Regions from separate parts of the Homo sapiens genome. Here region 1 is linked to region 2. A link is an interaction called in ENCODE POLR2A ChIA-PET data of the cell type or tissue named here. Cell type or tissue: Panc1. All regions are shown on one strand. Links, peaks and the distances in the headings refer to the core of each region. The heading gives the core; the rest is flanking DNA. Region 1 overlaps FBXO21 (F-box protein 21). Region 2 overlaps WSB2 (WD repeat and SOCS box containing 2).

Region 1 (2,913 bases), core at 322-2,821, 880 kb before region 2:
GCAACAAACTAAATATGAAAATGGAACTAGGCAGAAAGCAAATAAAAAATAAATATAACAGATGCAAACTTGACACAGCTGGGCCACAGGTTCTCCCAAATGGCTAGAGGCCAGTGCAAAGAGGACCCTGATTAGTTTTACAGTTTAGTGTTCACAAGATACAAACTGACCAAACAGAGTCAGAGAAATATCTATTTTTAGTCAAAAATTTATCTCAAGGGTTTGCATATGGAGGATACTCCATGAGGAAACAGATAAACTCCACAACAATATCCTTACAGCAGAAGGAAAAATAAGTTTCATCGAGCACTCAGAGATGGAAGGCATAGTACTGACCTTCAAGAATGTACGGTCCATCAGAGAGAAGCTTAAAAAAATACATATAGGATGGGCACAGTGGCTCACACCTATAATCCCAGCGCTTTGGGAGGCCAAGGCAGGAGGATCACTTGAGGCCAGGAGTTTGAGACCAGGCTGGGCAACATAGCAAGACCTCATTTCTACAAAAAATAAAAAATTAGCCGGGTGTGGTGGCATGTAGTCCTAGCTACTCAGGAGGGTGCGGCGGCAAGATCGCCTGAGCCCAGGAGTTTGAGGTTGCGGTAAGCTATGATCGCGCCACTGCATTCCAGCCTGAGCAACAGAGCGAGACCCTGTCTCTAAAAACAGAAAAAAAAAGTTACTATACCTATATTACTATACCCATATATTACTGTACCTATATTTACCTGATGCATATATAAGTTGAGGGCATTATAGTAATCCATTCGATTCCCCTTGAACTTCAGTTGGTCGTAAAGGACATAGTTCATGGCATCCAGCACCTGGCTCTGGAGTTCTATTTCCATTATCATGGATGATTCACCTGAAACACAGAGATCTACTCTGGGACCCAAGCACAAAAAAGGTTGTGACAGGTGCCCCAAACAACTCACAACATGAAGACATTGGCAATGGCCTAACAATATTAATCAAGTGTTGCCAATCTAGGAAGCAGAAGGCAGTATGTATTTGAAGTGTTTTAGGTTCAACACTTCAACCAGGTAAACACGTGGTCACGTCATTTTATCACTTTTTCATGACATAATGGCAGCACACTAACAAATCTCTCAAATTAACCAATTCCTCTAGATTTTCTTTCATAAATACAGCTGGATCCAAAGCAATGCCACACCTGCCTTGAAGGCCAAGCTGGGGTGGCGACTGTTTATGCCCCGAAGGGTTTTGCAAACAAGCTCCACGATGCTGTCAATTTGGGCCTGGATGTCTTTGAGGCTGATGTCGGAGAGAGGATTGCAGTACTGGTCAATATATACAGCACCTGAAAATGAACAAGAATTACCGAATAAATTCTCACGTTACCCTTTTCTTATTAGTTTGCAATTTTACCCTGGACATCCTGGGACATGGCTCTTTACACCATCCCACTGGACAAGCTTCATGTTTTGGCCATGGACCTTGCTGCTAACACACTGAGAAGGAGCAACAAACATTTTCATAACAAAGTAGCTTTAACTTTAAAAAAAAAAATACATAAATCAAACTTCTCTCAGAAGTCATGGACTAAAAAACTGCGTGGTATATGGCGCAGTTTCATGTTCTATTACAAAGAGAAGTAAATGACATCAAGGAGATCTTTTCAAGCTACTTCTCTCTCCCTAGCTGTTATAGGTTCCAAATCCAACAACTCTGAAAACTTAATGGTATAAGGCAGTTCCTTTAAAAAAACAAAACAACAAAAAAAAACAACTTGAAAGCCCTCCATGACAGATGTGCCATTTCAACAAATTACACATCTCAAGGGTGAACAGTAAATGGATTCTGGAGCTAACCCCACTTTCCAATGAGATAAACAGTTATGCTCGGGGAACCTACAGCTGAAAAGCTGTGCAGAGCACACTGCAGACAGTCTCTTAAGAATCACTCCTCTTCACAGTCTTAGGTAATTTTGGAAGCAGAGACTGAAGGGCTAACAGCATCATTTGGGTAAGGACACCGTTATGTGGGAAGCTCTCGAGTCACCTTAAATTAAAGAGATCTCAGACCAGCTCAGAACCTGGACTCCCTTACCAATGCTCCAGAGCTCAAAGCAGTTGAACGGGTGTCAAGACACCTCGACCCCAGTCCCAGTGTTGCCACCAGCCAGGGACTGTCTCCTCGGCCTCCGAGGGCCCCAGCTTCCCTACCTGGAAGCTGAAGCAGTTTATGCTGCACATTTCTGAAGTCCGTTCCTTCCTAATGCTATGATTCCCAGACTTCTTCGATGGCATCAGCATTATTCCAGTCAGTCACCAAGGATCAGAAACTTGGAGAGCCAACTGTCATTCACTCAACTACTAAACAACTTCCAATGGCTTCTCAATGCTTATGACACTGATGTGGAAGTTCTTTGAAAATTATAACTTTGTATTTAGAAAATGAAAAAGGAGTATTTGTTTTCATACATAAGCTACAAAAAAATATACTATTCTTAACTGTGAAATAAACAGAAGATAGGATGCTTCTCAACTCCAGTATACAAATGAGGGGATTCTAGCAGTGAGAATTTATTTTAATCAACTGAAACAGATGTTTCATTTCCTTTTGGATGATACTAGGTTTTCATACACTTGATAAACATTTACACTAAGCATTGTGAGGTATACAGTGATCCTAACACAAGGACCACAACACGGGAAGCTTAGGGACTAGTTACAGAAACAAATGTATACACAGGAAACAGAAAAAATGCAAGACAGCTTACTATTAAATGCTACTGTAGCTCTGAGGTGAGTAAAATCTCCAAGTAGTCAGTGGAAATTTAATGGAAGTGAGGCTTGAGCTGAATTATGGAGGGGGAGTAGGATTTTCAAGAGGGATTATGAGAAGGAGGGATATCATGAATGAGGAAGTGAAGCCAGGTGTATTTGTGGG
Region 2 (2,913 bases), core at 227-2,726:
AAAGTAAAATGGTGCAGCCACTCTGGAAAACAGTCTGACACCTCCTCAAATAGTTAAACATAGAAAACACAGGTTTTCTATAAATGTTCATAGCAGCACTATTTGTAATAACCAAAACATGAAAACAACCCAATGTCCATCAACTGATAAATGTACGAACAAAATTTGGCATCTCCATATGATGCAATAAAAGGAAATGAAATACTAGTATATGCTAGAATACGGATGAACTGTGAAAACATTATGTAAAATGAAAGGAGCTAGTCAAAAAAGGCTACGTGTTGTATGACTCCATTAATAGGAAATGTCTAGAATAGGCCAATCTAGAGAGACAAAGTAGATTAGTGGTTGCCTGGAGAGTGCAGGGGGGTTGGGGGATCTAAATTAAGGGGTACAGGGTTTCTTTCTGAGGAAATAAAGATATTCTAAAATTGATTATGTGCCAGGCACAGTGGCTCATGGGAGAAATGTGTAATCCCAGCACTTCGGGAGGCCGAGGTGGGTGAATCACTTGAGGTCAGGAGTTTGAGACCAGCCTGGCCAACATGGCGAAACCTCGTCTCTACTAATAATACAAAACTTAGCCAGGCGTGGTGGTGTGTGCCTGTAATCCCAGCTACTCAGGAGGCTGAGGCAGGAGAATCGCTTGAACCCAGGAGGCAGAGGTTGTAGTGAGCCAAGATTGCGCCATTGCACTCCAGCCTAGGAGACAGAGGGAGACTGTCTCAAAAAATAAATAAATAAAGTAAGACTGATGATGGTGATGGATGCACAACTCTGTGGATAGACTAAAAGCCACTGTATTGTATACTTAAATGGACAAACTGTGTGGTATATAAATTACATCTCAATAAAGCTATGGGAAAAAAAGCCAACTTGGGGCTAACATAATCTTGACAGAATTGACTTTCACATATACAGAACTTGGGGCTCTGGAAACCCCCATGATCAATTCCTGAACCATGAGCCACCTTCCCTCTCTCTGGTTCTTGGGCACAGAGATGGCAAAAGAACAAGGAGTGTTTGGAAATGCGCCGGATGGGGCCCCAGTACGAGAATACTTACAACTGCTCCTCCAACGGCCAGGGGATCAGTTTGACGATGCAGTGTCCTTGAGACCAAGCAAACCAGGAGCCATCTGGGGAGAAGGCGACGCTCCAGGTTTCACAGCTGGACTTCCAATCAAACTGGTGGGGGCGCCCGGGCTTGAGTTCGGCCAGCAGCAGCGGTTCCTCTGGGGCAGGAGACAACATGCTTCAAACACACACCCCCTTGCTCCCTGACCACCCAGACACAGGAAAGCCACTGTCTCCCTGTGGCAAAGAGCCACACTATCCATTCCCAGAGGGAGTTGTCACTTAAATGACCCAGGGCAATAACAGCAGCCACAGGCCACATTCCACCACGGTTACTCAATCCTGGCACTCCTCACTGCTGGTTAACCATGACTCACAGTAACCTTTGTGCCCATGAACCCAGTGAATGGAGGCCTCATTTTCCTATGAATACTTGAAGGGGAGGAAAGTGGAGAGACAGCCAGACCAGGAATATGCTAGACGGTGCTGATTATGGGGCCAAAATAGCAAGGCCTTCCAATGCATTTCAGGTTTCTTCAGAAGAACCTGCTGCTGTCAAAGAAGGAATATGTGAAACTCAAAGGCTCCCTCTCACTCGCCTGCATCCTCCCCATCATCAAGGCTAAAAACGTTCAGCCCTTGCCCTGCTTCCTCACACTCAGAAGTATGGATTCCATCTCCCCATCTCTCCCGCTTCCACGTCCTCTGTCTGGGGTTAAACCTTCATCTCATCTCACCCAGATCTTTTGCTACAGTCTCCTGATCAGTCTTCCTACCCCTAGAGATGCTGCTAAAGCTGAAATACCCACACATCACATCATTTCTTTCAAATACATTAGAAAGCTCCCGCCTGCCTACATCATAAAGGCAACTGAGACCAGGACTTTCACCACATGCCATCTGCCCCAGCCCATCGGTCCAACCTCCTTCCCTTGTCCCCTCCCTGCAGGCCACACTCTGGCCACAAAATCTCCTTGACATGCAAGGGGCTTATTTACGTTCACACCTGGACCCACTTTTGCTTATGAGAATCCCTAGCTTCTCAAAGTAACAAGAAAGAAAGAAAAAAGTAATAATCCCACCTAGATTCACAACTAAGAAGCGTACCCTGATCTCACACTATCAAAACGGAAATAAGTCGCACCTTGTTTATTTCATTCTCTCTTATGTAACCAATTTCTCTCTGCCCCCCGCCCTCGTCATCAGTGTCTAAGCACCTTGTTCCAACACCCAGATCATTTTGTCTTTGTTTCTCCCAGGACCTAGCACACCATCTTGTGAAAGAGTAGGCACCAGATTGGAGCTTCTTCATTGACTGACCCACAGTTCCTAGTTCAGTTCTCTACTCTGATGGAAGATTCTCATGGCTGATGAAGCTTATAAGTTAAAGGCCTTCAGAATGAATTTTTTGACCATTATGACTGTGATACTTACTAATATAAAAACTGGCTTCCATCCTGAATAAGGTCACTTCCTGATGTGTCCATTCCACACAAGGAATGTGGAATGTGGAAGACTTTGACCCTGGCTGTTACCAGATAGATATTCATTTTTAAAACCCGTATTTCATATATTTTAAGACACATCTTTATATATCTTACATTTTGACCTCGCTGAAATCAGGATGTATCTTATAATCAATGACTTTTCATAGTTAAATAGGTAGTATTTTTTTCTCAGTTATACATGATGATAATACAATCCATGGTATCTTGGATTCAATAAAACAGATGGTAGAGATGCATATGTGTATATTTATAAAATATTTTTGCCAGGTGCAGTGGCTCACATCTGTAATCCCAGCACTTTGGGAGGCCAAGGCAGGCAGATCACTTGA

The links. Peaks named below come from ENCODE experiments on the same cell type or tissue, not always from the same donor. Only the 100,000 strongest peaks of a DNase experiment are listed, where the experiment ranks them.
Region 1: POLR2A ChIA-PET joins it to region 2 with 5 read pairs; 2 of 35 experiments call an interaction of 5 or more read pairs at or near these places.

What each region holds. Positions count from the first base shown.
Region 1 is chr12:117,173,477-117,176,389 of GRCh38, forward strand. It overlaps FBXO21 (F-box protein 21), which reads right to left. Exons shown (of 12, transcript NM_015002.3): 5 at 1,175-1,321; 6 at 729-865. Among named protein-coding and RNA genes, the nearest start is that of FBXO21, 16 kb to the right of the region's middle. In Panc1, for the core only: no CTCF peak of the experiment used is centred there; no DNase peak of the experiment used is centred there.
Region 2 is chr12:118,051,245-118,054,157 of GRCh38, forward strand. WSB2 (WD repeat and SOCS box containing 2) reads right to left here. Exons shown (of 9, transcript NM_018639.5): 2 at 1,066-1,234. Among named protein-coding and RNA genes, the nearest start is that of WSB2, 8.5 kb to the right of the region's middle. RefSeq lists an enhancer at 630-1,829. In Panc1, for the core only: no CTCF peak of the experiment used is centred there; a DNase peak (open chromatin) is centred at 1,447; H3K4me3 peaks cover 1,093 bases; H3K27ac peaks cover 2,500 bases.